Linked DNA regions of Homo sapiens: region 2 is linked to region 1. The links are chromatin loops, found by intact Hi-C in ENCODE. Cell type or tissue: ovary. All regions are shown on one strand. Links, peaks and the distances in the headings refer to the core of each region. The heading gives the core; the rest is flanking DNA. Region 1 holds the start of LOC105370893 (a long non-coding RNA gene). Region 2 holds the start of ISLR (immunoglobulin superfamily containing leucine rich repeat).

Region 1 (15,767 bases), core at 7,708-10,207:
GCCATGTCTGGGGCCTGGAGTCTGAGGAAGCAGCCTGTGAGGACAAACTACCCATGCAATGAGACTCAGGGGAGTGTGTCTGTCTTCCAGAGACGCCCCCGCCTCCTGACTTGGCCTTTCCTTCCCTGTGAGTCCTGTCCCACCCCCACATTTGGGCAGCTGAGTTGGATGAGGTGGGAAATGTAGGCAGTGTGATTTTGTAGCAAATGGCAGCTCAAAGCTGTGTGATCTTGGGCAAAATGTTAACCCTTTCTGAGCTTTGGTTCCCATCCTTATTCAGTGAGGCAATCAGGGCTGCTCTGTGGGCTGAATGAGACCACGCAGGTAAAGCTCTTAACACGGATGGTTATGAGCTCCAGGCATGCTCGCTTTTCCCTGCTAACCAACCTTGGGCTTGGCAAGTTCTCTCTAGTGCAGCTCTGGGTGGCAGTGACTTCAGTTTAAACCCAGCTCAGCACCTTAAGGGGTGGGGTGTGAACTGGCCTCAAGGGGCCCAGTTAGAGCCCTTGTGGAAGCACAGGGCAAAGCCAGCTCTCCAATCTCTCTGCAGAAACTCCTGAGGCTGAGCCTCATAACTTATATGAGGTCAGAGCAGCCCTCGAAGGTCCTGGCCAGCAGCCGGTGGATTCAGAGCGGGGAGCCCTCTCAGAGTTTTCCATCCTTCAGCCAACAAGTGAAGACCTGCTGTCTACACCACTGGGGCCGAGGGTGCGTGGCAGTGGGAGCATAGAGACCCTCTAAAGGAAATGCTTCAGTAGACAACAGTCAAAATAATCAAAGGAGGGGCAGGGACTTGCCCTGGTCCCACGCCCCTGCCTCATGTTTCTTACATACCAGGAGTGAACTTGCAGCTCCAGAAGCAGCACACACACAGGAGGTGTTGCTGTGGACCAGGAGGACTGCACACACGTTCAGAGCAGGAGATAAAGGGGTCGAGGAAGGCCTCCGGGATGAAGGGCCTTGAGCAGGACCCTGAGAACACATTGGATTTAGGTAGGAAAGGGGACATTTCTGTTGAAGGGCTACCTGAGAAAGGTGCGGCCATGGGCGTGGGCCTGGAAGCCGGGAACAGAGAGGGGATAGAGAAGAGGGCAAGTGGGCCTGGGATGATATCTGGTCTGGGTGGGTGTGAAGGCTCAAGCGCTGGTGGAGACATGCAGACTTCACCCCATGGCCATTTCTCACTTCTCTGGCCCATTCCAGTGGGGGAGAACTCACCAAGTCCAAAGTTGGTTAGCAGGGAAAAAAGCAAGCACGTCTGGGGGACTTCACTGTCCGCGTTAAGAGCTTTACCTTCATGGTCTCATTCGGCCCTCAGAGCAGTCCTGATTCTCCCACTGGATAAGGACGGGAACCAAAGCTCAGAGAGGGTTAACATTTTGCCCAAGATCACACAGCTATGAGCTGCCATTTGCTATAAAATCACACTGCCTACATTTCCCACCTCATCCAACTCAGCTGCCCAAAAGCAATGGAGAAAGAGTGATAGGGAGATATGGGGGAAGGGGCAAGAGTCAGGAAAAGAGAAGGCCAAGTGTGGGGGCTCTGGGAGAGAGGCACACTTTCCTGGACTCTGCCTGGCAGCCAACTCTCTCCATACAAGTGCCTTTCCAGGTTATGGTCATTGTTCCCTCTTGTCTCTTCAAACCTAGGAGTCAGGGAAGGCTTCTCACAGGTTCCAGCCCCCAAGGCGCTGTAGTCTCCCTCTTGTTTTTCCTAAACCCCACCCTCAGTATTGTAAATAGTCCCTTTATTAAACTCCCCTCAAGCTCCTGAATTTGAATGCCTTCTTTTTCCTGGCAGGACCCTGGCTGATATACCTGCTGTGTGAGCCCCTCTCCATGGCCCAATCTCTCGCCCCGCCTGATGTCCTGGTATTACTGCTGTCATCGTCACCACCAGCCCCTTCACACCCCCAACTTTTAGTGAGCACTTACTGTGTGCCAGGTCTCATGCCAAGAGTTGACCTGCGCCATGTCATTTCATCCTCACATTTACGCTCCCGGAGTTATTGCTGTGAGTCTTTTCTTTTTTCTTTTTGAGACAGGGTCTCATTCTGTCTCCCAGGCTGGAGTGCAGTGGCATAATCTCAGCTAACTGCAACCTCCGCCTCCTGGGTTCAAGTGATTCTCCTGCCTCAGCCTCCCCAATAGCTGGGATTATAGGCATGCCACCACGCCCGGCTAATTTTTTGTATTTTCAGTAGAGACAAGGTTTCCCATGTTGATCAGGCTGGTCTCGAACTCCTGACCTCAAGTGATCCACCCGCCTCAGCCTCCCAAATTGCTGGGATTACAGGCGTGAACCACCGCACCTGGCCAGAGTCCATTTTTAAGGTGAGGACACAAATGCTCTGAGGGAATGGACTTGCCCAAGGTCACACGGCTTTGAGGCGGCACAGCTGGGATTTGACTCCAGGCCTGCTGGCTCCAAAGTCCGAGATCATTACCACCAAACCACGCTGCCTTTTCCTTTCACTCTGGGAAAGGAGTCGCAGCTCTCCTTTCCTCTCTCCAGAAACTGGGGCAGCATGAAAAATTCAAGACCAGAGATGAAAACACCTGGCCTTTTGAATGAGGCCAGACCAATGGCTCTGCGGCAGTGCAGCCTGCAGACACTGGTGTCAAAGGAGATTGAGGTGGTGTGCCCCAGAGGCTCAGCTGGGCATGGCTGGCCGGCCCCCATAAGCAAGGGCAGAGCCAGGGGGCCTGGAGGACATCACTTCTATCCAGCACAGAGGGGCTGCAGGGCTGTTTGATTATGAGGGCTGGTGGGGTCATAACACCCCAGACTGTGACTCTATCACTAATGTAGCTCGCTCCCATTTCCAGCTAAGCCTGTTAGATGCAGGCTGCTGTCTTTAGGGTCTGCTTGCTGAGTGGGCCAGGGTGGGATCCTGGAGGCTCTGGGGGCCTGCCCTTCTGACCTTTCCCTGGTTGCTTGCCGTGCAGAGGTGACTTCTATCAGCTCAGTAAACGGCTACTGGGCTAAACCCTTGTGTATCTGTGTTTTGTCTCAGAGCAGACTTTGTGATAGTCCTGACCCTCTCTTGCTGCACCTAGTTCTTGTGGGCTCTGGTCACCACCAAATAGGCAAAAAGATTTGGCAGCAAAGAAAAAAAGCATGATGACTTGGAATCTGTCAGGCCTGGCTCTAACCCTGGTTCTGCCAGGCACCGGAGTGAGGGTTTGGGCAAACCCCCTGATCCCTCAGAGCCTCCCATTCCTCATCTGCAGAGCAGGTCTACCAGCAGGCTCTGTGCAGGGTGGTGGCGAGGATTAGATAAGAGAATGGATGCCTTCACATGGTAGGCAGCCCCACAGTGAGCTTTCCCTCACACTTACACCAATGTATGCCAAGATGGAGCACCTCTGGCCCAAGCTTTGGCAACAGGAGACTTGGGGGTGACGAGTAGAGTGTGATGTTCTCGTTGTTGGACAACGCGGCTTCCATTTGCTTAGCAGGCACGTTTATGGATTGCCATGTTGAAGGATTCCTCTTGGCATTTGGCAACCACAGCTCTCATTTGGGGCGGCCCAGCTCCCTCCATCATGTCATAAATCACTTTGCTAAAGATGCAACGTTGCTTTTGGGCATTTTTCTTTTGAAAAATCAATAACTCGTGTAACAAGGGACTGAATAAAGGAGTGAGCAATGAAGCTGCCTGCCATTTCCTTCCATCAGGAGGGGCAGAAGCAGTGCTCTGCCAAGGTTGGGTGGGGGGTCTACTCAGAGGGCAGAGAGGCCTTGGGGTGGGGACAATAGGCTCAACCTGTTTCCAGCAAACCTGTGTCCCCTCACCCCAACTCTTCCAACCTCCAAATCTGACCAAGGCCCTCCTCTGCTTCAAAAAACACCTTAGTAGGACCCCATCACTGCAGGGGACCCCTGCCAGCCTCCTGGTCTGCTCACCCCAGGCCCTCACACCCACACTCATGACATGCCTGTGGTCCCTGTGAAGGAGCAGTGGTCTCTCCAGCCTTCAGGCCTTCACCTTTACTGTTCCATGTGCCTGGGCCATCCCTCTTCCCCAGCCAGCCTGAATAATTCAAGACACAATTGAATTGTGCACAACCTGCACAAAGATTCGCTGCAACCTTCCCCCACCCGACCTCAGGGACATCAGATCCACAGCCCATGGGCCTCCCCTGCCCTGGCTCATGATCCACTGTGGGCTTCTCTGGGACAGGATCTATCTTCCCCAAGGGCGGGGACCATGTCCCCAGGGCCCAGCATGTTGCCTGGTGCAGAATTGGCACCAGATGGGTGCTTGATGTATGAGTGAGGGATGACATTTGTGTCAAGTATCTTCCTCCTTCCTGCTACTTCAGCCTGGGACAGTGATGCCTGCTCCCCCAAACCCTCCCTCTCCACAGTCCAAGCCCCCAGTGCCTTCTCGCCTTGCTAGGGCATGCACGGGTGTGTATAGGAACCTCATAATAATAGCTAACAGTGAGCAATATTCTGTGTGTTTTACATACGTTAACTCAGTCCTCACAATGACATATGAGGTAGGTGCTACTATTGTCCCCACTTTATTTTATTTTTATTTCTATTTTTTTGAGACGGTGTCTCAATTGTCACCCAGGCTGGAGTGCAGTGGTGGGATCTTGGCTCACTGCAACCTCCGCTTCCCAAGTTCAAGCGATTCCCCCGCCTTGGCCTCCCAAGTAGCTGGGATTACAGGTGCCTGCCATTACGCCTGGCTAATTTTTGTATTTTTAGTAGAGACTGGGTTTCACCATGTTGGCCAGGCTGGTCTCGAACTCCTGACCTCAAGTGTTCTGCCTGCCTCGGTCTCCCAAAGTGCTGGGATTACAGACGTGAGCCACCGCCCCCAGCTTGTTGTCCCCATTTTAAAGATAAGAAAATGGAGGCAAGCTTCAGACTTAGGCCACCTAGCTGCAGAGACTGTGGCCTTAATCACAGCACTCTCCTTACTGAGGTGCTTGTGGGGAGCCTGGGGGTGGGGGTGACAGCCTTGGGTACCTCGCCCACTGGACAGGGCCTCAGGGTTGGCTCTGCAGCCGGGATGCGCCAGCAAGTCCGAGGGGCTCCAATTACAGGAAACTGCTCACTCAGGCCAAGTCAGCCCGGGCTCCCTCCCTCTCAGATTCCCTGCTCAGCGCCCGCCACCCTTCGCTCACACCACCCGCCATCTCTACCAGAGAGCAGAGCCTCTGGCCCTAATCTCATTTGAGGCCATGAAATCGCATTTGCAGCGTATTAATGCAGCGTGGAGCTGGCCCGGCCCCTGCCTGTCTCCTGGAAGAGAGGAGCCTGGAAAACAATCCCACGGGGAGGCGTCTCCAGGAACACCCGCCGACAAAAAGCAATTATGCTTTAAGAGGAAGATTAAAATAATGTCTACAACCTCCTCGCTCCCATGCCCATCCGTGAGCTCCACTGGCCCAATAGTGACTCAAGACCAGGCTTCCGGGTGGGGTAAGGAGTGGGGGCCCCATGGCCCAGCCCCTCAACTGCTCCCACAATCACTGGCTCCCCAGAGAGCTTCCAAGTTCCCCAAAGAAGCCACAGTCTCTCCAGCCCCTGGGTCTTTATTCAAGCTTTTCCGTCCAACCCTTGCCTACCTGGCAAGCTGCCATTCACTCGGCGTCACGAGAATGGCCAGCGTTTTGTGAGCATTGGCTATAGTCTTTAAATTTACTACACATTGAATTCAACAGTCCTGCTGGCGAGTGTTGTTATCATCCTCATTTTACAGATGAGGAAAGGAGGTGCAGAGAGGTGAAGTCCCACAGCTGGAGGGGGCAGAGAAGGATTGAAACCAGAGCCCATCACTACTCTCCTCTCTGCCTTTCTGCCCTGATCAAATACTTTCCACCCCTCTACTGCGCCTTCAGCCTCCACAAGGTGGGTCCAGCTGCTTCCCCTTCTATACCCAGGGACTGCAGTGCTCTCCCTGTGGTGCTCCTGTCTTTCCAAGAGCTCTGAGAGGCCAGGCCTGGCATAGAATCAGGGTTCAACAAATGCTTCCTGCATGGAGGAATCAGTAACACCTCTCTGCAGAGGTAATGGGGTGGAGATGGGTGGCCCATCCCCCCACCCCCGCCTCCAAGGCTGTGAATCAGGGTGGCTTCCAGGCTGCCTGTGTTCTGGAAGTCTTTGGAACCCCCTCTCCTCCGAGACCTCTTGGACTGCACTGAGGCTAGAATGTTATTTAATTGTCACAACCACATTGCCAAGTAGACATCATTATCCCCCTTTTACAGATGAGAAAATAGTCAGAGAAGTAAAATGACTTGCTCAGGAACACCTATTGCAAGGCAGACCAGGAACCTGAACTCAAGCCTGAGTCCAAAGTTTGTCTACTGAACCTTCTTGACTGTAACTCACTGTCACTTCTCAGACAGGGTGGAAAGGCCTTAATTATGGGCCAGGGCTACTTATGCAACACTTTTTTCTAAGTGTCATTAGCCAACAGCAGTGGTTCAGGGAGTTTGCTCTGGGACTCTGAGCCACTGACAGCCCCAACTCCATCCCCAGCCTTGCTCCCAAACCATTCAGTGCAATAAATGAGCACTCATTGTTGGGGCCAGCGTAATACCAAGTAACCTGTCTTGGCAGGACTCGGTGTGATTTGGGGCCACCAGGAAGAAATCTCCTCCCTCAAAGTGCTTCCCCGTGATCCTTTCACGTGCCCAGAAAGCCCAGCATTAGTGCTGCATGGGCTGAGGAACAGCTTGCAAATGGGCTAAGGAACAGCTTGCAAAGTGTGAGTCTCCCTGGGAAAGGATGCTGTTAGTCATTCCCACCTGTGTGCTGACTACTGGCTCAGAAAGACCAAAATATATGGTGATCTGGATTCCAGCTTGACCTTGCTACTGACTGCCTTGGGCAAGCTGTCTATCTCCTCTAGGGGCTCAGTTTCTTGCTTCAGAAAATGGGCTCTATCAAGGTTACCCTGCCTACCTCCCAAGACCAGTATGATGCTCCAATGGGCTCTGCAGGCTGCCAAATGTGATATAAGTTCCACCTCTGCCAGCCTGGCCCAGAGCAGCCTCTGGTACAGAGGGGATAGTACAGAGCTCGAAGTACTCAGAGATGGCACCTCCTGTGCATTCCATTGGCATCCCCTGCAACTCCCTACCACCTCCATCCTACGAACCAGCTCTCTCCACCTCCTGTTTCCCCCCTACTTGCTTGTCCCTCGAATACCTCCACGCCTTTGCTCACACTGTCCTCCACCTTTTTTTTTTTTTTTTGAGATGGAGTCTCGCTCTATTGCCCAAGCTAGAGTGCAGTGGTGTGATCTTGGCTCACCGCAACCTCTGCCTCCCAGGTTCAAGCGATTCTCCTGCCTCAGCCTCCCGAGTAGCTGGGACTACAGGCACATGCCACCACGACGGGCTAATTTTTGTATTTTTCAGTAGAGACGGGGTTTCACCATGTTGGTCAGGCTGGTCTGGAACTCTTGACCTTGTGATCTGCCTGCCTTGACCTCCCAAAGTGCTGGGATTACAGGCGAGAGCCACCGTGCCTGGCTCACCCTTGAAAACCATTCTCCCCACTCTCTGCTGGAATCCCACCCCACCATAGAGGCAGGGTGCAACTGTCTCCCTGACATTTGTGGGATGGGTTGTTAGCACCACGCAATTTCCCAATCTCTTCCTCACTTGAGCCTCATAACTTCCTTGTTAGTAGATAGGACTCTGTCCATCGTACAGATGAGGAATTTGAGGCCCAGGGAGGTAAGGGACCTGCTCCAAGTCATAACTGCTCATATGCAACTGGGAAATGAGGTTCTAAACTAAGTCTTCTGACTGCCAGCAGAACTGTCTTCCTCCAACAGACTGAGTCCTTGACGACCACCCAGCTCATGCCCACCACTTCCTCCACAATCGGCTTGGAAAGTGATTGTTCCTCAACTCCTCCTATTTCCTCTCCCTGCCCAGCCTGGCAGCTCCCTGAAGGCTGGACATACAGCAACCCAGTTTACTGCTTGGGAAAGTGAATGAATGAATGAATGAATGATCATCACCTCAGGCTGAGGGAGGTTGGACCTTTGGAGCCCAGGGCAGGCTGTCAGGTCCAGGTGGAGGAAGGACGTCCCACACGCATTCTCCATCTTCCCTGGGACGGGGCCTGGTACCTGCTGGCCTCAGCTGCTCCTGACCCCAGGACTCTGCAGAACTAGCCCAGGACCCAGGCTGGGGGTGGCTGGGCTGGCCTAACAGCCCTACCCCTCACCAGGGCCAGGGTGGGCTCACTGGGTGCTGTCAGCCTTCCTACCCTGCTGCTCCCCACCCTAATCCACTGTCAGAGGTATATTAAAGATGGGTTTCACGCAGGGTTTTAATCTCACCTCATATATCACATATGCCATGTCCCCAAGTCCCTTTCTCACCTGGTGCTGCACTTGGGGTTGTTGTACAGAGATGGAACCAGGGAGACGCAGGAGATCCAGGGAGGTGCGAGTCTGTGTGTGGGAGGATGTGCGCTTCCCAGGCATGTCCATTGGTGTCTCGGGGTGAATCTATCATTGAGATGGAGGTGGAGGGTAGGGGGGTCTCTGCATGTTGAGGATGCTGGAGGTCTGTGTATATTCACGTATGTGTGCATGTGTATGTGTCCTTGTGTGTCGCAGCATCCATGAGGGTGGATGGAGTTGGGGGTGGGTGGAGGGTGTTCAGGAGTTGGGGGCACATCCGCTTTCCATGGGTGTAAGGTTAAGAAAAGGCCATCGTCACTGGGCCTTCCTGCACATTATGCCCGCTTCCTTCACTGTGAAGATAATTTCTGGAGATGAGAAGGCCACCACATTTCCCTTCCCTGGAGCCCATCAGCTGCTCACTGGGGCTGGGGCTGGTCTGGTTGGGAAGACATCAGAGGCAGGCAACCCCTTCCTCTCCATCTCCCCCCACATCATTCTCTGTCACACACACACACACACACACACACACACACACACACACGCCTCCAGGAGGTGTGAGTCAGCGTCAGCCCCTGGCTGGGGTGAGGAAAGGCAGAGATGAAGGAGGACAGCAGGGCCATCTGGTGTGTTCGGTTACAACAATCTGCTAATGGAGGCTCTTCCCAGACTAGCACCCAGGCTGGGCTGGCCTTCTCCACCCTGCAACCTGGAATCTGGGCCCAGACACAGTGAGACTCACAAGCTCCTAACACCCCTCCCTTGGGAGACTGGCTGGGCAAGAAGGAGCAATCCTATTTTCTAGGTGCAGAAACCAAGGCCCAGACACATCCTCTTTGCCCAATACAGACATCCCAAATCATTACTAGAACAGCAGGAATTTATTAACCACTTACTGCAGGGCAAGGCTAACTGTACACTAGCTCATTTCATCTTGCCAGCAATAAAGGGCACAGAAATTGCTCTCTCCCATTTTACAGACGTGGAAGTGGAGGCTGAGGGAAGTTATATAACCTGCACCAGGTCAAACGCTGCTAAATCAATGCCAGAGCCCAATCAGCATCCAGGTCCTCCTGACTTCCATGCACCTGCCTCTCACCCTAAGCTGGTTGAATCCCAAATCCCTCCCATCCTCTACTCTGCTGAGTTCCAGGCACAGACCCTGTTAGGACCCTAAAAGCATATACAGATGACATGGAAATCTGGAAGCACAGGGGTGGAGGGACAGGCTTGGGCAAGGACACAAATATGGGACTCCCTCAAACTGTGCAATTTTGAGTCTCGTCCATGCTGCCCAGGACCTCTGGGCTCTCCTTCAGGGACCCCATGAATGGAGAGTGTTTCAACGCACCCAGAGGAGGAAGGGGAGCCAGCAGGCTGCCTGCAGGGTGATCACGATGTATTTAGCCCCTGGCCTCTCTCCCTGACAGGGTGGGAGGTGCAGGGGTGAAGTGGGGGCTGGAAGTGCCCCCCACCCCAGCCTCCCCAGGGCCAGCACCTGCCTGCCCCACCTCTCTCTCCGCCATGGTGCCGGTCTGCACCCCTCCCTGCGTGGGTGACAGCATTCTCTGAGAACGCCATGACAGTGCCTTTGTTCCCCTGAAATAAAAGAAAATCGAGCTACAAAGGGAAACCTCAGGTAGCTTTTAACGGGGCTCAGCTGCCTGGGGCAGAGTGTGTTTAAGCTGGAGGCAGTTGTCAAAGGAGGAGAAGGGGGAGCTGCCTGCAGTCCCCTTCCCACCCCCTACTCAAGGGGGAGCCCCCATGATCGTGTTTACTCAAGGAAAAGGCTCTTCCAAATAGTGGCAGAGGAGAAAATCAATGTAAATTGATGGAGAAATGTAAAGCAGCTGTCTGCTGTCTGCTGTGTGTGTGTGTGTGTGTGTGCATGCTTGCGTGTGTGTGTGTGTGTGTGTGTGTGTGTGTGTGTGTGTGTGTATGCTGGCGGTGGGCACAGCCTCAGCAGAAGCATGCTGCCTGGACGGGGCTGACCTGCTCGGGCCTGAGGCCCAGAGGGTGGGGGCTGGGAGTCAATCTCTGGCACGTGCCTGTAGAGGGGCACTGGTGGCTGGGGGAGGGGTGGCAGCAGAGTCTCTAACTCGAGTTAAGAGAGAGATTAATATATTCAATCCGCTCCAGGGTAATTGAGGGAACAATTGGAGTGTTTTTCTAAAGCCCATAAAACTGCCTCATTTGCAAGGAGGAGCTGACTGGCCTCCAGTCCTCTGTGTTTGGTGAAGCGCAGGAAAGGAGGAGGAGGGGGAACCCCAGTACCCAAGGGCTGGGACATCAGCCTGGGAGGGGCTGGCAGTCCTGATCTAACCTGTTCTCACCTTCCCCACCTCCCACCACTTTGTTGGTAGCAGCCCAAGCATTGCTTTCTAGAGCCTCTCTTTCCCCACCTGTGAAATGGGCCAGTGACAACTCCCCTCACCAGGAGAGCAGAGGGAGTGGCAGAAGGGGAGGCTTCAGAAGATGAGGGAAACCAGCTAACCCAAGGGTCCAGCACTGAGGGGATGGGGCATGAACGAAGAGGTGCCCAGTTCCCCAGCCACGCCAGCCCCCACTCACACCCCCGTGCTGCACCCCTGAGATTAAACGGGCAGTAAAGAGTAAAGTTAATGAAATCCACATCATGTGCCTCTCCCTGCTTGAACCATTCCAGTCTCCAGGGCAATAGAAATAGTGTATGCAATCGCGAGCAATAAAAGGCATAATGAATTTAAAAGCAGGCCATGGGGGCGGGGGGAGTGAGGACGGAGTGCTTGGGCCTTAAAGGCAAGAGGATGCCTGGGGCTGGGAGAGCGCCGGCCTGGAGCTCCAACTAGAACTGGGACCAGAGACATGCAGGCGGCGGGGGTCGGGGGAGTGGGGTGGGATGGGGGTAGGGGTGGCCGAGGGGACGCTAGGAAAGCCGTTCACAACAGCTCCGTGGCCGCTCTCCTTTCCCCTCCACTTCTCCTTAATGAAAGCCCCCTAGCCAGTGGGTGCCAAATTCACAATCAGAATCCACAGGCTTAGAGCCAGGTGCTTGGCGTTTGGTGATTGCTTTATTAGCTTTTCTTCTCCTTTTTTTCCCCTTGGGGGAAAAAAAGGTGTTTTAAACGGAAGGAATTAAAAAAAAAAAGAAAAGAAAAAGAAAAAAAAAACAACCTTGAAAGTGTCATTTAAAAGGCTCCTGGGAAACGAAATCGTTTCTATGAAACAAAACTGCGATTGTTGGGAAGAGGTAAATGCTGGGGGAGGGAGGAGCAGTGCACCCCTCCTTCTCCTTCCAGAGCTCAGAGCTGTGTGGGAGGGAGTTCCCGGCCTTCTAGCGAGGGAGCCCCCAGGATGGCTCCCAGAGCTACAAACAAGGAACCTTAAAATTTGCGTTTCCAGAAATTATATCTCTGGGAATTTCCAGTTTCCCTCTTGAACAGCTATGCCAGTGGGAGACTGTCAGTAGACTTTCAGGGATCTCTTGGAGAGGGCAGTGAGGTACCAGAAGCGTTGTGGCCTCTGAGAGCCCAGCCCCAGGCCCACAGCTGTTGTGGTCTCCCCCGCCCTTTCCAGCCCTCCAAGAGTCATCATTTTCCCCTAAAAATGTCCAGCCGAGTCACATCTGATGGCCTTTTTGCCGGCTTTGGGTTGCACCTTGCTGCTTTCCTCACCCCGGGGTGCTCTGTCCAGCACCGAACAGGCCACCCTCATCTGGTCTGATGAACTCCCCCTTACCCCGGGGAAGGAGAGGCTCTGGGAGCTGGAGAGGCATAGCTCTATGGTCTCAAACCTGCCAAGAGGTGACAGGAGGCAGCGCTGAGGGGGTGGGACGAGTGTAGTGGAGCTCTACCCAGAAAGGAAGCACCCTGAGCCTCTGGGAAGGGCTGCTGCTCTGGCTGGCAGGAACCTGGAAATAGTTAGCCCTCTAGGTGGGTAAATTCCCTCTGCAGCCCCTGCCTGCATGCTCCCAGCATCCCCATCCTTGGGTCAAGGGCTCAGGGAGTGACCTCTATCTTGGAGCTGTGATTGTGCATGCTGGAAATATTCATGGAGGACAGTCCCTCCCACCATCACCTCCCCACCCACACAGAGCAGGAAGCTTGGGGACTGGAGAAGCGAAGGTGTTCACTGTCCATAATTTTATTGCTCAGGGGAATTGATTGTTTTAGTTCCCGAGTCTCCAGGACTAGGGAATGCTGTGACCAGCATTGGCAGGGCCATTTAAGGCTGTGTAACCCAGGGGCCGTGGCTGAGAAGCAAAATGATTCTGATTCAAAGCCAGTCGTGGAAGTTTGCTGAGCTCTGACCCTGGTCTCACACTGAGCCTTGTCTTCCGCTTCCTTCTCATTCTGGATCATCTTGATTATTGCATTCCTGCTCATCCTGCTCTCCTGCCCCTGCTCCACTGCCCCCCATGACCATCATCAGTTCTGGTGAAAAAAAAAAAAAAAAAAAAAAAAAAACCAGTGCCACACACTACACAAACTGGAGAACAACTTGTGAGCCTACAACCAAGTTCTGAATTGAATAGATTCAATTGTTGAAATGCCTGATCACAGTCAGGACTGAGGATAACTTGGGAGGGATAAAATCAATGCTGGGAAGGCTTCCTGGAAGAGGTGACTTTGAGCCTAGACATTTGCATCTGGAGCCAGAAATCCATCCGTAGCTTTGATCTGAATATTGCTCGCTGACAGCCCACTCTTGCTGCTGTCCTTCCAGCTGTGCCTTTGAGCCTCCAAGTAGCAGCACCAGAAAGGTGCCTGCCTTCCTTAGCCTGAACTGCTAGAGCAAGTTATCTGGAGCTGAAACAGCCCCTGTATTCTCTGAAGGACCTGTCTTCATTGTCTGCTCCCTTGTGCTTCCTGGCCCTGTCGTCAGGGTTATGATTGCTGACTCTCCCCCCACTCTCCCCCAGGGAAGCGATTTTCCTCTCCCTTGAAAGCCATTTTCTTGTCTTGGCAGAAGCAGACATCTGACACTTTAAGAGGGAGCATGGTGGGGAGATGATGGCTTTAAATAACAGAAATTAGAGCTGCCGAGTTCGACTCAGCCATCTCGCCAGTCCCCTTTCCCCTCCCTCGCACACATTCAGAACTGCAGCCTGAAGAGCATCGTCCACGTGGCCTGTGGCTCAGGTGGCCAGGGCACTCTGGGACCTGGAGAGCAGGGGACAGCTTCTTCCGAGTTCACAGCTTTTGTGTGCCTAGTCCTGTGACAAACTGTAGGACACCAGGCCCTGAAGTCAGGGAGCTTGCAGTCTAAGGGAACAGAATGTCACCTAGGAATGCAGGTGACATGCATTTTATTTTACAAGATCAGCACTCAGCACAGAGCTGGGTGTGCAGGAAGTGGTCAAAAGTATGTGTTGATTGACTGATGAATGAATTAATGGACAGAGGCCATAGTGGGCCATGTCAACAGGCTGAGTGACTGGGCAAGAGAAGCTGGTCCCTGGGTCCCTGCGTCCTTGGTCATCCTCGTAGTTATCCTGGTACATGCTGCCCTATCACTTGGCCTAAACCACAGCTCAGATCTGGTCTTTCTCCCGCACAAACCCTGCACAAACCCCTCTGGTGTTCCCCACTGCCTCCTGAAATGAACATCCACCTCTGCTCTTCCTGGTGCCCTCGACTCCCTCCACTTTCTCCCATCCCCAGGCCCTCTCCCAGCCTGACAGTCCACCACCTGGGCTCCACTTCAGCACCAGACCAATGCACTGCAGGGAGAGAAGCACCGCAGATGGGCCAAGAGCCTTTGGTTGTCAACTTCTGGCTCCAATCTCTGCTCATCTTCTACTGCCAGCGGAACCTCTCCCTTCCTCTTAGCCAGTGTATCATGGTCCCTCCTCCTGGAATACCCTCCCCAAAGCCCAGTATTGCTATCCCTAAGTCTTACCCACTTGGCAGGCAGTCGGCGGAGTTAGCATTTAACAAATGTCTGATGGATGAATGAATGGATAAAAGGGTAAATGAAGGAATGAATGGGAAGATTCACCTCAAATAAACCCTCTTCCAAGAAGCCGTTCCTAGTCACCAAAATCTGACATGTACAATCCCTCACCAGAACTCTCCTGCCAGGCATGCCCTACAGGACCATAGATGATACCCTCACTATACCCAACTGTCTTCAAGCCAGGCGACACCCTGAGCTTAGGTGCTGTCACTTTTGGATTCTGTGCACTATTATACACTAAGGTTTCCAGGAAATGTTGTTGACATTAAATGGCATCAAGCATACCTTGGGCCTGTTTCTCCACCTGTCAAATGGGCTACTACTTGCTCTACCAGCTTCTATCTGTGCTGGCGTGAGGCCTACTAGACATGCTGTCTGGTCACAGAACATGGTCATAGGGGAGAAGCCTCCTATATTTCGGATAAGGACTAGACTCTCTCACCTGGGTCCTGGGTTGGGGTTGAGCCCCTCCTGGTCAGGGTGGATGCTAGATGGGCTTGAGGGTGGGCACACAGAGGAGGCTTCTGTCCCCTGGTCACTCGGGGCCTCCCACAAAAACTGGTGAGAACGAGGTTGGGAACTGAAGGGTCTCAGGGGACACTAACCCACAGGGCAAAAGAAACCCCACTTGGTTGGCTCCCTGCTCTGTGTGGCCTTTGCCCCATTTTCTGTCTGCCCATTGTAACTGGGACTCCCATGTCCATCCTCAGACTGCACGTTCCTCAGACTGAACATGGCAGCCTTGGGAGCTCTGCTGCTCTGCTCAGCTCAGCTCAGGACAGGGGGTAGCCTGGCTTATCACGGAGGCTGGGTCTTGTACCCGGTGAGCCCAGAACCTGAACTGGGACCAGGGAAGCACCCACCTGCAGTATGGGGAGCTGGGGCTCTGGGCATGGTGACATCAGTTCTGGCTGGCCAGCCCTGGGAGGGCTGTCTGAGACTGGAGGCTGAGGGCCCCGGTGGACGTGGAAGGCCACACTGTAGGCCAGGCTCCCACAGTGTCGGGCTGTGGGGTCCGTGCTAGCCCGGAGCAGAGCCAGGTTGCCACAGTAGCGGTACAGGTCCTCGTGATCCTGAGCCTTTGGGTTCATGCGGGGTTGGTCTGGCCTCGGGTAGATGGGGAAGATGGCCTCACCCACCCGCTGGGCTGCCCGTCCCAAGGGTTCGTCCAGCCTCAGTGCCTCCACATGCAGCTGAGCATCATGCTGCCCGTCATTCTTGCAGAAACCTGGATGAGGGAACACAGGGCTCAGAGATGGTCTCAGGTTTCTCTGCATCTGCCAGGTGACTAGGAGGACAGGCAGGGCCCTGGGGAAACCTGGGCTGCCCAGACTTTGAGTCAAAGCCAAGCAGTCTTGGCTAAGATTTCCCTGGTAGGCGACTCCCTCCTAGGCCCCACCCATGGCTCCCTCCCTTTGCTGATGCCCAATCCAAGCCC
Region 2 (15,767 bases), core at 3,589-6,088, 54 kb after region 1:
GATGGACACGGCCGTGGTCAGGGCCCATGTCTTGAGCCACACGATGCCGCAGGTGCAGTCGAAGGGGTTCTCGTTGATCTGCAGGTGGGACAGCGCGGTGAGCGGGGTGAAGGTGCCCTCGGCCAATGTGTGCAAGCGGTTGTGGTTGAGTTGCAGCGAGCGCAGAGCACGGAGGCTGCGGAAGGCGTCGCGGGGGATGAAGGTCAGCTCGTTGCTGTCCATCTTGAGCAATTGGAGGGCACTGAGGTTGTGCAGGTCGCTCCAGGCAAAGTCAGAGATGAGATTGTGGCTGAGGTCCAGGCTCTTGAGATGGCTCAGAGAGGCCAGGGCTCCGGCGGCCACCGTGCGGATCTCATTGTGTGCCAGCCACAGCGACTGCAGCAGGGGCACCTCCCTGAAGGCACCCTCCGGCAAGCCTGGCAGCCGGTTGGCTGACAGGCTCAGTGTAGTCACATTGGCCGGGAAGCCAGGCGGCACGGATTCTAGGTCGCGGTAGGCACAGTCGGCGATCTGGAAGCCATACTTTTCCCCACAGTCGCAGGGCTCAGGGCAGGCCTGAGCCAGGCCCAGGAGAAGCGCCCACCAGAGCAGATGCAGCTCCTGCATGGTGCCTCCTGCAGAGAAAGGCATGTCACCCAGGGGATCCCGAGAACCTGCCAAAGGGACTCATTCCTCCCACAAGCCCAGCCAGAGCTCTTTCCCATCAGGAGGCCCTGTCCCACATAACCCAGCTAAATCCCAACACCACCTAGCCCACCGCCCCCATCCTACGGAAGGAGAAACTGAGGCCAAGAGAAGGGCGGAGACTTGCCCGAGGTCACGCAGCCAGGCAGGATGAAGACGGGATGGAAGAGGACCCCAGCTCCTCCTCCGAGTGGAGAGTTCTCCCTGCCTCGGCCTGTTCCTAGCTGACTTTATGACTTGAAATCTGTTTTCCAGCCACCCCCCTCCCCCAGCACTTTGCAGAACCTCCCCCTGCCCTCCCACATCCTGGCCGCAGTCCCTCCCACCGGAGCCCCCCATAGGTATGCTTTGCCTTGGCCCAGACGAGGCCCCTTGTGCAGTGCACACCACCCCCATCCACTCCACCCGCCCTCTCCCGCTCCTCCGGCCATGACCGCAGCAGACACCAGGCCTTTTCTGTGGAATCACACCCGTGGCCTGTTCTGTTCAAACTTAGCCAGGCAGCTGCCTAAATAAACCCCCGCCAGGACCTCTCAGCTGACTTGGGTGAGGCCAGAGGCTCAGCCCAAACGCAGCTGGGATTTCTGGGGCCTCAGTTGTGGGTTGTGGAAGAAGCAGATGCCCCCTGGACGGCTCCAAGCTAGGGATTGTCCCACGCACCTCAGACCAGCAGGGATGGACCAAGAGGGAACCAGCCCCTATGTCCAACAGGCCTCCCGCTCCCGCCGCTGGCCCTGGAGCCCTCCTCCCCACTGGCTTACCTTCAAGCTACTCTTAGTCAAGCGGAGCCTCTTCTAAGGTGGAACCAAAAAGCAACAGAGGACCTTAGCCCTGAGAGTCTGCAGGGCCACGGGCGCCCAAGGGAGGACTTGGATGCTGGGGCGAGGGGCAGCCTGGTCCCACCCCACCTTCGATGTGCAGGCCTGTGCCCTCCCTGCCCCAGACAGGGTGCCTGGAACCATCCACTGAGAGGAGGCGGCAGGGAGGAGCCCGGGGCAGCCCGCGCACTCCCTCCTTCCAGCAAAACAACTGCTTCTCTGCAGCAACAAGGACCTGTGTTTCATAAGTGACACCAGAAACTTGAGGGGGGAAGAGATGCCAAATTTTTTTGGGTTGTGTTTTTTCTCTCTCTCTCACTCACTTTTAGCAGCTTCAACTTCCTTAAAGACACAGCACTGTCTGGAAAGGACCCAAGAAATGATGGGGCCAGGAGGATTTTAGCGGGGGAAGGGCGAGAAATTGAATCTCATGGAAGGTGGGAGATTTCCACTTCAAACAAGAAAAAACGGGAAGCTTTTGTCCAAGCCAGGGTTGTATGTGTGTTGGTGTGTATACGTGTGTGTGTGTGTACAAGTTTGTGGGTGTGAGGGTGCGTATTTCTGGATTTGTATGTGTGTTTGCATGGATGTGGGTATGAAACCATGTACATGAGTTTGTGTGTGAGTGTGTGTGTGTGTCTGTCTTGGTGTGGGTTTGTGTGTGGAAGTGAGTGTGCATCCATGTGTGTGTGTTTCAGTGAAAAGCCAAGAAGGCCAAAGTGTACAAAGCAGATACCAACCCTTCGGTGAAAGCCAAGATGTTAGGCATTTTTTTTTTTTTTAAGAAAACATATCCTGCTGGCTCTGAGACTGAGCTGCGCTAAATGCATGTTGTTGTCCAGGGAGCTCCCAAGACTCCAGGCCCCGCCCCTCACTGCGCTCCCCACTGGCTGGGGAGGAAACAGGGAGGCCTGGCTCAGAAAACTCAGGGCGGGAGCCTGTTGACCTTCAGTGCTCCTGGCTGGGATTCTGAGCCACCCAGGCCCACTGCCCACTGGGCACCCAGAGGGGAGGCCAAGGGGCCGCACTCCCGGAGAGTTCTCTCTGTGTCCCCCACAGGGCCCAAAATCCCACTGTTGGTGCTGGACATCTACGCGGTCAGCATCGGCCTCTCTGAGCTCCACTGTTCCAACACCAACTGTGTGGAAGGGGCAGACGCCTCCAGGGTGAGGATATGTGACCCCTTTTCCAAACGGGAAGGCCCAGGGGAGGGGAATGGGGAAACAAAAGAGGCCCAAAACGAGGGAGCTGGAAGAGAAACCGAAAGATGAAGGAGCCCAGAAAAGAACTTTGTAGACTGAAGAATTTTGCTCTCCACAGACAAGCCTACCGTATCCCCTCAGTAGCCCTCCCCAAGCTTCCTTGGCCTTCCATCTGATAACTGGTTGAATTCTGCTCATGACTCAACTTACCCTCTCAGCAGGGCCAAGGGCAGACAGGGCTCATCTTTGGCTGAAAGCATCCCCAGGAAGCCTGCCCCAGCTCATCACACCCCATTCCCTGTCACCAAGCAAGGCCACAGAAGTCCCCAGCATGCTGCCTGCAAAACACCCGAGTCTGATGCTGAGGATATTATTATGGTCCAATGGAGAGCACCCTCTCTTTCCCCTGCAGAGGAAGCCCTCTCTTGCATCATCCTGACTGTGCTGGAGAATTTCTAGGAAAGTCCTGAATTTGGTGGGCCAACCAGAGGCTGCAAGAAACACATCCAGGGTTCAGTAAACCAGAGGGGAGACTCAGTGACCTCAGTGTCAGTCAGGGAGGGCTTCCTGGTGGAGGGGGCTTCACTATGTTCTGCACAGCCCATACACACACCCTCACCTGCACAAAGTCTGTGCCACCAGCTTTACCTCCAGGGTGCTCTGAGGAGCTCATAGTTCCCACCCCACCTCCCTCCTTGCAAGCACATCAGGGTCAGAGTACAAGCACCTCCTCAGCCCTCAGTTCCCAGTGACTGTTCTCTCAGACATTCCTGACTTTTCTTCATAGCTCCTCCTATAAGCTGTGATTATTTATTCATGCGTGCTTAATGTGCGACCCCTTACTAGAGAGGAAGCCCACTGAGGGCAGAGGCCTTAACTTCCCAGGTGCTATTGATCTCCAGCACAGGGAAGACACTCTGTAAGCGCCCCCTTCATGGCATGATGGACAAGTTGGGTGGTCATCAGAAGGAAGCATTTTAGAGCTCACCCACTTCATCTCCTCATCAACTTACAGATAGGGCCTTTGGGCCCAGGCTAGGGAAGGGGCATGCCCAAGACATTTTAGAGAATATTTCATACAGTGTAGGAGACCCATGCTCTGTTGGGTGGGTGAGTATGTCAGCAGCCTTCTGGGGGCAGGGAGTCTGTCCCCTCATTCCCTACCTAAGACCTTAATGACAGCCAAACACTAAGCTCAGACTCCCACCTCAAAACAGATGTGGGGGGCTGAGGGCGGGAAAAGTGGGAGGGACCAGCCCACCTGGGCAGAAATGAGACTGTGCGTGCTGGTCACTGATGTATCTTCCTGGTCTGCTCAGGTCCTGCCACTGCCTGCAAGGTGTGGCCATACCCGCTTCCACCAGGAAGGACAATAAGGCCGCCAGGATCTCAGCCAAGGACTATTGACTCTCCAAGGTGTCTCACAGTGGGACAGGTGGGCCTGCTCCTCAGCAGAGCCCAGGAGCAGTTGTGCAGGCCTCTGAGGATGGGGCGTATGACCTCCTGGGTTGCCCCTCTGCTCTTCTCTTGCTGTCAGAGCTCAAGTTCTTTCTGTAAAGCCCACCTCACAGGAGATCATGCCAGCAGGCAGGGAGACAAGTCAGAAGTCGGGCTCCCTGATCTTTTCAGGCTGGGAGCTTCCTGTGGGCTGTCTGGGCTGCCATCTCCCCTCTCCTGGCCTCCTCTAAATTGGGCTCAGGCCTGAGATGGGGACCCTTGGTGAGTATGTGCGGCCCTGACTGTCCCCAGAACTAGGAGGCCAAGCTTGGGAGCCCCTCCTGTGAGTCCTGGCCCTGTCTCCTGTGGGTCCCTGGCAGCTTGTAGGGTGACCAGCCAACAGTCCTGGTTCACCTGGAACTGATGGGTTTTCTGGGACATGGGACTTTCCATGCTAAAATCGAGACAGTCTCAGCAAACCAGTACAGTTGGTCACCCTAGCAGGGGAGGGGGGCTCACTCCCTCCCACAGTTTTTCTTTCCCCCTGCTCCCCTTCCTGCCTGCAGAGGTCCAGCCCTCTCTCCTCCCATTCCGCTGCCTCTCGCTCTGCTCCTGCTCCTGCTGCCCCTAGCCAGGGCGCCAGCCGCACCCCAGCTGTGGCTGCTCAACCAGGACTCCCCCACCCCAGAAGGCCTCACTCCCACTGACCAGGGGCACCACGTCAGCTTTTCCTGGAAGGCAAAAAAAAAGATCCTGATGAGAAGATGGAGCGAGAGGGACAAGCCCAGCAGAGACAGAAAACTGGAGAGAAACAGAGAAATGAGAGAGACACCAGGAAAGAGAGGGAAAAACAGAGAATCACAGCCTCCTTTCTGGAGGTAGAGAAAGGAAGCAAGGGAGAAAGACCCAGAAAGAGAGATGGAGGAAGAAGGTCTGAACCCGGAAACAGGCTCTGAGAGGAGAGAGGCAGTCGGGGGCTGCTGTGGTCAGCTGTGGTTGTGGGCTGTAGCCATCCCACCAAGAGGGGCAGAGTCTATCTTGGTCCCGACACTGTATTCCCCCCAGCAGCCTGCTGGAATAGCTGGGAGGAAACTCGGGGCACTCCTGGTGGGACTTGGTTAAGCCTGTGGGTGTCCTGGGAGAGAGAGGCTGTTGAGAAGATAGGGTTATGGAAGGAGCTTTGGACAGCTGGTGGGACTGCGTGCGTGCATGTGTGTGTGTGTGTGTGTGCGCGCGCACACACACACAACATGCACATGCATGGGGGGACATAGAGTGATCTGCCTAGGTCACCAAATTATGAGGCTTCCTTTTTCTAGGCCTTAGTGCCTCTGTCATACGTGAGAGTTGGTCTAAAGTCCTTTGGCCCCTATATTCTGCCTGTTTAGAATTCTCAAAAATGTCTACACTAACACAAGGGGCCCGTGTGCATGCGTGTGTTCATGCACAATTTCTGTGTGCATGCATGTGAAAGGTGAGCCTGTGACTATTCTCCATGTGTGTGTGTTGTTCATGCACAAGTGTGGGGATGTGAGGTGGAGTGAGCAGGAGCTCGTGGCATGTGCACCCAGGGCTGTGGATGGGGGAGAGGCACTGCAGGCCCTATCTTCTCTTCTGGCGTCACCCTAGCCCAGAGGTTGCAGCTGACCTTACCTGGGGTGGCCTCACTCCCATTTCCTCCCCATTCTCCTCCACCCCTTCCCACCACTTGGGCATGAGGGCTTCTCCCCTCTTCTCAGGATCTCTGACCTAGGAACCCAGGTGAGCCTTGGTGGGCAACCTGGCCACTTTCCCTGGCCTCACCCCCCTTTGCTCTGGCCCTGCTCACTGTGTGCAGCCCCACGTGTGCCCTGCTCCCACCTTGGGGCTGCTGCTCCTACTATTTCCTCTAACTGGACAAAGTCTGTCCACACCTGCAGGGCTCCCTTCCTCTTGTCTTTTGAGGTTTGTTCAAATGCCAGCTCCCCAGAAAGGCCTTCCCAGGCCACTCTATATAAACAGTCTTTGTCCCTTGCTGTCTCCTCACCTTGCCTTACTTGTCCTTCTTCCCTCCCCTCCCCTGACATCTCTGTTAGTGTGTTTCCTGTCTATCTCCGCAATCTGAATGTGAGCTCCACACAGGTGGGTACTTCGTTCTGTCCACTGCTATCCCCCTAGTGCCCAGCAAAGGGCCTGCCACTTAGTAGGTGCTTAACAAATAGTTGCTGAACAAAGGAATGAATGAACAATAACCTTGACCTTCCAGCTGGAGCCTTTGCCCCCCTCTCTCCTCCCTCCTCCGTCTGCCCAGGGCCTCCTAAGCCCTCCCTGCTGACTGTCACTGCCCTTCCACTCAGGGCCATCTCCAGCCACTTTTCTGGTCCCCTCTCCTGGCACCATTCCCACTGCTCTCTCCTGACCTTCATGTTCATCCTCAGGGACTATTTTCAGCAGTAGCACCAATTGAAGCATACTTCATAGGAATTATTTTTGTTTTTCCCCAAGCCAGTCCCAGTTTCCAGGAATGCAGAACTTGGCCGCACCCCCAGGATACATCACAGACCTCGAGTTTTCAGCCCCAGCCCTTCCCAAAGGGTAGGGGTGGGACTGGGGAGTGTTATGAATGACAGTGAGTGTTCAGTTTAAAGTTCTAGATTGGAACCAGTGCTATAGGGTCAGGATCACGACCCTCTGTTAGCTGTGGGGCACTAGGAATGGGCCAAGGGCCATTTGTTAGGGGTCAGCATGAAGGGTCTGGATTAGACGCGGGTGCAGGTTGAGTGGGTGGGGCAGGGTTAGTTTAACCCTGAGGATGAAGCAGGATCTGGGGTCTGGAATGGGGGAGTCACAATAATCCCTCTGCTCCAGGGGAAGATGGAATTGAGGGTAAAGGGCTTGGAGGGTAATGCAGAGAGAGAGAAAAGGAGAAACGGGGGGACCCAGCAGAAAGCGAGGGTGAGGGAAGGGGGAGGGAGGGAGACTGAGACATAAAGAGAACAGTGGTGGCAAAGGCCTGGGACAGTCAGGAGGAAGGTGGAGCCTCTCACTGACAGCAGAAACCCATCTGGCTTGGCAGACACCTGCTTCTCACGAAGAGGTGAGGCTGCAGCGCTGTTCCATGCAACACCTCCCCACCCACCCCCAGCCACCAGACAGAGACTGTGGGCAGAGCTTGGCCTTCTCCCAACCCTGAGGGGCTACCAGGAGGTACAGGTGGGAGCACCAGGCTAGAGATGGAGGGAGGAGAGAAGCTCTGGCAGAGAATGCTGACCAAGAGGAGGCAGGGCAAGCAGGCTGTGCTGACCTCAGCCCAGGGAACCTCTCGGGGGAGACAAGAAGACAGGTGGCCAGTGGGCCTGGGGAGGTGGTATTGTCTTCAGGGGCCTCTGGGAGAGCAGGCCAAGCAGGACAGAAGGCGGCACAGCTGCTGAGGGTTGTAGAAGCTGAGAGAAGAGAGGTGAGAGCTGCGGATCAGGAAGACTCAAGGGAGGAGGTGAGAACTTGGATAATTTTCATAAGTTTTATTGAAGTGAAGCATGCAAATGGCAAAACAGAGCATCACATTGACAGAGAGGCCTCTAACAAAACACTACGATCCTCCTTCTCCCACCCTCGCCTTCTCTTATGCACTCTCCAGAGCAACAACTGATGGTTTCTGGTTCTTCTTCGGCTGTGGTTACACACGTCAGGCCTGCCCATAACATTTGCAGGGCCTGTGACAAAAGAATAATTGGAGGCCCATATACCATATGTGTAAATATTTTATTTATTTATTTATTTATTTATTTTTGAGATGGAGTTTCACTCTTCTTGCCCAGGTTGGAGTGCAATGGTGCGATCTCGGCTCACTGCAACCTCTGCCTCCCAGGTTCAGGTGATTCTCCTTCCTCAGCCTCCTGAGCAGCTGGGATTACAGGCACGCACCACCACGCCCAGCTATTTTTGTATTTTTAGTAGAGACAGGGTTTCTCCATGTTGGTCAGGCTGGCCTCAAACTCCTGACCTCATGTGATCCACCCGCCTCGGCCTCCCAAAGTGCTGGGATTGCAGGTGTGAGCCACTTCGCCTGGCCTATTTTCTTTTCTTTTCTTTTCTTTTTTTTTTTTTGAGACAGAGTCTCACTCTTGTCTTGCTATAACAAAATACCTGAGATTGGGTCTGTCGCCCAGGCTGGAATGCAGTGGCATGATCTTGGCTCATTGCAACCTCCGCCTCCTGGGTTCAAGTGATTCTCTTGCCTCAGCCTCCCAAGTAGCTGGCATTACAGGTGCCCATCACCACGCCTGGTTAATTTTTGTATTTTTGTAGAGACGGGGTTTGGCCATGTTGGCCAGGCTGGACTTGAACTCCTGATCTCAGGTGATCCGTCTGCCTTGGCCTCCCAAAATGCTGGGATTACAGGCATGAGACACCACATCTGGCCATATGTGTAAATATTTTAAAGTTATAAATTCTACAAAAGATTTAATATGTTCTGTTCTCCAATCCATGACAAATGTGTCTTAATAACTACGTGGAAGGCCAAATTCAAAATTTAGAATTCTTGGTGTCCTCATAAAGAGGAGAAATTTGGATACAGAAGGAAGACAAGGTGAAGACACAGGGAGAACATAAAATGGAGATGAAAGCAGCTGGTGGAGCCGTGCATCTGCAAGCACCAGAGATCGCCAGCAAGCAACAGATCCTAGTAGAGAGGCCTGGAACAGATCCTCCCCTGCAGAAACCAACCCTGCTGACACCTTGATTTCAACCTCAGCCTCCAGAACTGTGAGATGATAAATTTTTGTTGTTTGAGTCACACTGTTTTTTATTTTTATTTATTTATTTATTTATTTTTAATGAAGTCTTGCTCTGTCACCCAGGCTGGAATACAGTGGTGCGATGTGGCTCACCGCAACCTCCACCTCCCAAGTTCAAGCGATTCTCCTGCCTCAGCCTCCTGAGTAGTTGGGATTACAGGCTCCTGCCACCAAGCCTGGCTAATTTTTGTATTTTTAGTGGAGACAGGGTTTCACTACATTGACCAGGCTGGTCTTGAACTCCTGATCTCAGATGATTTGCCCGCCTTGGCCTCCCAAAATGCTGGGATTGCAGGTGTGAGCCACCACGCCCGGCCGAGTCACACTGTTTTTGATACTTTGTTATGGCAGTCCTAGGAAACTCATTCACTCTGCTGGGAAAAACAAGGTTTTAGTTCATACGCATGGCTCCCTTTCATCACTCTTCATTCCTCCTGGTTTTTGCGAGTTAAAATATTCTTGGTTCTTCCACTGGTTACCTTTGAGCTCTAAGTAATAGACCTACATCCTACTCCATAGAGTGAAGATACAATCGAATGACTTCCCACTATGTAAAATAAGAAACCGACTTCTATCTCTCCTCTATCTCTCAAGTCTTTAATAGTCTTACTTTTACATTTTAAATGATGATAACATTTAGATACTATTCTGAAGTCATTATTATAACAGCTGCATTTTGTCCATAAATTGACTCTGAAAAAATCAATAAACCAATATTACATTCTCATGCCTGTGTGAGTACAGTTCACTGTCACCGCTGAGCCAAGGAATATCCAAGAATTACATTTCTTTCCTTTCTGATCCAATGTCATGATGCCCAGGCTGCTCAGAAGGGGTCCTTAGCATCAAGGTCAAATGTATTCAATTTTCTTATGCTCCATCAGCTGCTCAAAGACATGCCACATTTCATTTGCTTTATATTTGGGCTACAGCTTTTTCTGCACAGCTTTTCATTTTCCTGGAGTTTCTAATTGCTTTCTTTATTCTAATTGTCAAAAGAATAATGTGCCTTCAACCAATACTAAAAATAACCCACCTTTGTATACATATTCTTATGCTGACATTACCTGGTATTAAAAGCACCTACTTTCTTAATGACTTACCTTATTGACATATGAGCTTCTTCTTTTTATTTTTGCTTTTCAAGCAACTGGAAGCCCTTTTAACCCTAAAGCCTCTTCAGTTGCAGAACCCAGAATGAAGCTGGGCTTTAGAGAGCATCTAATCAGAGCCCATTTGAAGCTTCACTCTCTTCCCTGATATGTGATCATAATGTTCCCTCTAGAATCTCATTGATGTTGGGGAGCTTTCTACTCCAAGGAGACCCATTTGCTTTGGAAAGGTTTTAAGCGTCTTCTTCTTGGAGCAACTCTGTCTTAGTTCATTTTTGTTGCTATAACAAAATACCTGAGATTGGGTCATTTATAAAAAAGAGAAATTAATTTTCTCGCAGTTCTGGAGGCTGGAAAGTCCAAGAGCAAGGCACCAGCAGGTTTGGTTATGTCTGCTGAGGGCTGTTCCCTGCTTCCAAGATGGCACCTTGTTGCTGCATCCTCCAGAGGGAAGGAATGCCATGGTCTCAAGTAGCAGAAGGGATGGAAGGGCAGTAAAAGAGTGAACTCCATCTGTCAAGTCTTTTTTTTTTTTTTTTTTTTTGAGATGGTGTTTCACTCTTGTTGCCCAGGCTGGAGTTCAGTGGCATGATTTCTGCTCACTGCAACCTCTGCCTCCTGGGTTCAAGTGATTCTCCTGCCTCAGCCTCCCAAGTAGCCGGAATTACAGGCATTTGCCACCATGCCCGGCTAATTTTTGTATTTTTAGTAAAGACGGTTTCACCATGTTGGCCAGGCTGGTCTCAAACTCCTGACCTCAGGTGATCCACCTGCCCCGGCCTCCCAAAGTGCTGGGATTACAGGCGTGAGCCACCACACCTGGCCTGTCAAGTCTTTTTATAAGAGCCCTAACCCCCTAACCCTATCCGTTTATGATTATGGAGCCCTCGTGACTCAATCACGACCTCAAGACCACACTTCTTAATACTGTTGCATGGGGCATTCTGTTTCAACATGAATTTCAGAGGAGACACTATTATACAAACCATAGCAATCTCCAATCATCATCAGGCTCATGCCTCTCCCTCAGGGAGCACCCAGTTAGGAGGACCACTTTCTGTTTGTCTTTGTCTTCCTCCTTCATGATGTTCACACATGAAATGATCCCATATGTCTGTGGGAAAGGATGAAAAAGTTCTCCCTCACTGGCTATTTTCTCTATTGTGTCCTGTTGTTGTTTGGTTGGTCTTTTAACCCATGAGGCCTCTATCCCAAGGTAGAGAGGAGCTGGAGGGAGCATTGTGACTGACCAGCTTCTCTTTAGGGCATGTGACCCATTAGGCTGGGGGCAGCAGCACCCACACTTAATCTCTACCCAGGTAATTCCCTCCCTAGGGAAGCAACCTTCAGTGTTACGGCTGGGAAAGAATTAGAAAACAATTAATTAATTATACCCTTATTTTTAGCCTTTTTTTCTTTAGGCAGGAATTACCAAAAATCATATCTACTATGTTTTAAATTCCTACATTGTTAGTATATGCCAGGCCCCCTTTATACATACCATCTCCTTACACAAACCCAGGGTAGGTACTTTTTTGTTTTGTTTTGTTTTAGAGATGAGGTCTCCCTTTGTCACTCGGGTTGGAGCATAGTGGTGCTTCATAGCTCACTGCAGCCTCAACTTCCTGGACCCAAAGGATCCTCCTGTCTCAGCCTCCCAAGTAAAGGTAGGTACTTTTTATTGCCCATCTAGAGAAAAGAGCACTGAGACTCAGGTTAAGGAATTTTTCAATGTCCCCTTGGTTAGGAAATAGGTGACTAGAGTTTGAACCCACATCTCTCTGATCCCGAAGCCCTGGTTCTTTCGTTCTTTTGAGAGGCCATGCAGACAGGATAGGTTCGGTTTCAGCAGGAAAGGGCAGTTTTAAAAACATGAAGGCAGCTGGGCGCAGTGGCTCATGCCTGTAATCCCAGCACTTTGGGAGGCCGAGATGGGCGGATCATGAGGTCGGGAGTTCAAGACCAGCCTAGCCAACATGGTGAAACCCCGTCTCTACTAAAGATACAAAAAGTTAGCAGGGTGTGGTTGCACCTGTAATCCTAGCTACACAGGAGGCTGAGGCAGAAGAATCGCTTGAACCTGGGAGGTGGAGGTTGCTGTGAGCCAAGATCGTGCCATTGCAATCCAGCTGGGCATCGGGGCGAGATTCCGTCTCAAAAAACAAACAAACAAACAAACAAAAAACAACAACAAACATGCAGATAGACTTTGACCAAAATCAAGAGCCCTCCAGAGGGCCAATGGGAGCTGGGATATAGGAAGGGAGCTGGGGCCAGTTTCCTGTTGGCTCTTCTTTTGTGGATATCAAGAGCCAGTACAGGGGCTTTGATGTGACAGGTCAGGATAAGAGCAAGGCTTATGAATCCAACATCTGGCAAAGATAAGACAGATTAGAAACTGGGGGACAGAAGAGGACTGGGGGAGGCTGTGAGAGTTGTAAGGAGGCTATGTCAACAGCCCAGAGAAGAAGCAGTGGTGAGGGAAGGGGTAGTAAAGTGAACAGGTGTGAGAGGTGGTGAAGAAATGACAAGATGGGTCATAAACTGGGCCTAGGGCAAGCAAAGGGGGCTTTCACTAGACTGGCAGAAAGAGTGCAGTCACTGTTCTGTGTGACGTTCACTAAAGCAGCTTCAGCGGTCTAGAAATATTCATTATTCCATCCACTCCATAAGTACCTCCTGGGCTCCAACCATGAGACAGGCAGTAAGCCAGGTGTGGGAACAGAGCAGGGGACAAGAGTGACGATGGGTTGCCTTCATGGAGCTCACAGTATGGTGACGTGGACACTGCCCATCAAAAATAAGCTTTCTGGGTCAGGTGTGGTGGCTCACACCTGTAATCCCAGTACTTTGGGAGGCTGAGGCAGGAGGATTGCTCGAGCCTAGGAGTTCAAGATTGGTCTAGGCAACATGGCAAAAGCCCATCTCTACAAAAAATAAAAAATTTGCTGGGCGTGGTGGCACATGCCTGTAGTCCCAGCTACTTAGGAGGCTGAGGTGGGAGGATCGATTGAGCCAGGGAGTTTCAGGCTGCAGTGAGCCATGATCATGTCTCTGCACTCCAGCCTGGGCAACAGAGCAAGACCCTGTCTCAAATAAATAAATAAATAAATAAATAAATAAATAAATAAATAATAAATAATAAAGGGCAGAACTCTTTCTGCCCTCCCCCCACCCCAACTCCTTTTTTCCTCTTGAGACACGAAGACCTGAGGACTCTCAGAGCCCTGGGTCTGAGCTCTGGGAGAGGGGGCAGTCTGGTTGACATAACCCCCCACCTCCCTGGGGCACTTTTCCTCAGCCAAAGCTGATTTTTTACCCAGAATATGCTCAATGTCATACCCATTCCTGGGACCCTTTCCGCACCTGTTCCCATTCTTCCGCTCCACAGGCAGAATTTTCTTTCTTTATGTTTTCTTTTTGTCTTGGTTCCCTCTGAGGCAGTTGTGAATGCCAATCAAAATGACTGCTATAAAATTTTAAAATAAGAAAATACCACTACACATCTATTAGAATAGCTGAAAATTTTTAAAAATGAAACAAATTATCAAGTGCTAACTAGCATGCAAAGCAGCTCATACACTGCTGGTGGGAATGCAAAAATGGTTCAGCCACTTGGGAAGATAATTGGGAGTTCCTCACATAGTAAAACATACATTCATAATATAACCCACGAATTCTGCACTTAGGCAGTTACCCAAGAAAAATAAAAATGTGCACACAAGAACCTTTATGCACATGTTTATAATCACCAAGAACTGGAAACAACCCAAATATCCATCAGCTAGTGAATGGATAAAAACACCACCACCACCACCACCACCAGGGGCTCATTGTATCCATACAATGGAACACCACTCGGCAGTCTAAAGGATTGAGCTACTGATATGCACGACAGCCATGTGGATGGAACCATAGATACATGATGCCGGGCCAGGCGTGGTGGCTCACACCTGTAATCCCAGCACTTTGGGAGGCCGAGGTGGGTGGATCACCTGAGGTCAGGAGTTTGAGACCAGCCTGGCCAATATGACAAAACCCCTTCTCTACTAAAAATACAAAAATTAGCCAGGAATAGTGGGGGATGTTTGTAATCCCAGCTACTTGGGAGGCTGAGGCAGGAGAATTGCTTGAACCTCGGAGGCGGAGGTTGCAGTGAGCCAAGATTGCCCCATTGCACTCCAACCTGGGCTCAGAGAGAGACTCCATCTCAAAAAAAAAAAGAAGAAGATGATGAAGAAAAAAGAAACATGATGCAAGTGACAGACAGGATCACCAATATTTTAGAAAGACAACCCGGGACACAGCCATGCCATGCCATGCCAGACGAATACAAAAGCCATAATACCATATATAATAAATAATTATACACGGATGTGCCATTGATTTTAAAATATTACCATAAAATATGGAAGATAGGTGCTTATTTGAAATTATATATTCTGATTTATTTACCTTTCTGTTATATAAATGTTATTTAAACCAGACAATAGGACTAGTTAATAACAAGTAGTGACAATTAATAGTAAGACCAATTAAATATGTGTGAAAAAATAAAACAATATTTTTACACTGTTTTTATCCTTGTATATGGCAATTTGTTTTTAACTTTTTAAAAGTCCTTATTGAATATTTAAGGTTTATAGGCTATTTATTTTATATTATTAAGATATATAAACATAAGACTTCTAAAAAGGAAAACGTAACTATTCACGATAGCAAAGACATGGAATCAACCTAAATACCCATCAATGATAGACTGGATAAAGAAAATGTGGCACATATAGACCATGGAATACTATGCAGCCATAAAAAGGAATGAGATCATGTCCTTTGCAGGGTCATGGATGGTATTGGAAGCCTTTATCCTCAGCAAACTAACACAGGAGCAGAAAACCAAACACTGCATGTTCTCACTTATAAGTGGGAGCTGAATGATGGGAACACATGGAAACATCGGGGGAACAACACACAATGGGGCCTGTCAGAGGGTAGGGGTGGGAGAAAGGAGAACATCAGGAAGAATAGCTAATAGATGCTGGGCTGGCTTAATACTGAGATGATGGGATGATCAGTGCAGCAAACCACCATGACAAACGTTTACCTGTGTAACAAACCTGAACATCCTGCACATGAACCCCTAAACTTAAAAGTTGGAAAAGAATAAAAAAAAGGAAGGCAAAAAATTAAAAAGGAAAATGAAAATAGAATAGGAATGATGAAACAGGTATTTCATATATTTGATTTTTTAAAAATGTCAGTTTCCTCCTGTCCCATGCTAAAGTAAGATGCCTTAATGTCAGTTTCCTTCTGTCCCATGCTACAGTAAGATGCCTTTTATTCTTTCAGCTTCCTGTCTTAATAATAGTTCTCTGAATTGCCTGTGGCATTTATGACACCCATCCTTTCTTTTATGCAATGATAAAACTGAATGGAGATAAGTATAACATTCACTTTGGCCTGCGGCTCTGCTCTTCTCAAGCCCACATTACACTGATTTCTAGTGTCAGTCTGATGTGATAACACAATGCTAAATAGCTTCTCAACAATACTGTGTGAGGGCATGGAGTACCTAGGCTTTTATTTACTAGCAACAGCAGGTTTTTAGACTTGTAGGAGTTAATTTCCACCTCTCCATAAATGTCCATCCCCTGTATCTATGGGCTTGTTTTGGTAGGCCAGCTGTTCGTCAATCAGTTCTTTTGCTTCAATAAATTAATCACACAGGCTATCGAT

What was found. Peaks named below come from ENCODE experiments on the same cell type or tissue, not always from the same donor. Only the 100,000 strongest peaks of a DNase experiment are listed, where the experiment ranks them.
Region 2: a loop joins it to region 1, with 3 times the contacts of the local background. A loop is called at or near these places in 5 of 110 quality-filtered maps.

Annotation. Positions count from the first base shown.
Region 1 is chr15:74,218,287-74,234,053 of GRCh38, reverse strand. LOC105370893 (a long non-coding RNA gene) reads left to right here and starts at 549. Exons shown (of 4, transcript XR_932459.3): 1 at 549-708; 2 at 838-993; 3 at 1,804-2,016; 4 at 2,204-2,461. It also overlaps a transcript of CCDC33 not described here. RefSeq lists enhancers at 1-37, 829-2,028, 9,193-9,930, 9,931-10,668 and a silencer at 15,268-15,477. In ovary, for the core only: no CTCF peak of the experiment used is centred there; no DNase peak of the experiment used is centred there.
Region 2 is chr15:74,159,698-74,175,464 of GRCh38, reverse strand. ISLR (immunoglobulin superfamily containing leucine rich repeat) reads right to left here and starts at 1,755. Exons shown (of 2, transcript NM_005545.4): 1 at 1,446-1,755; 2 at 1-614. The coding sequence starts at 606. RefSeq lists enhancers at 45-1,033, 1,034-2,021, 2,022-3,010, 7,071-7,250. In ovary, for the core only: no CTCF peak of the experiment used is centred there; DNase peaks (open chromatin) are centred at 4,034 and 4,784; H3K27ac peaks cover 2,500 bases.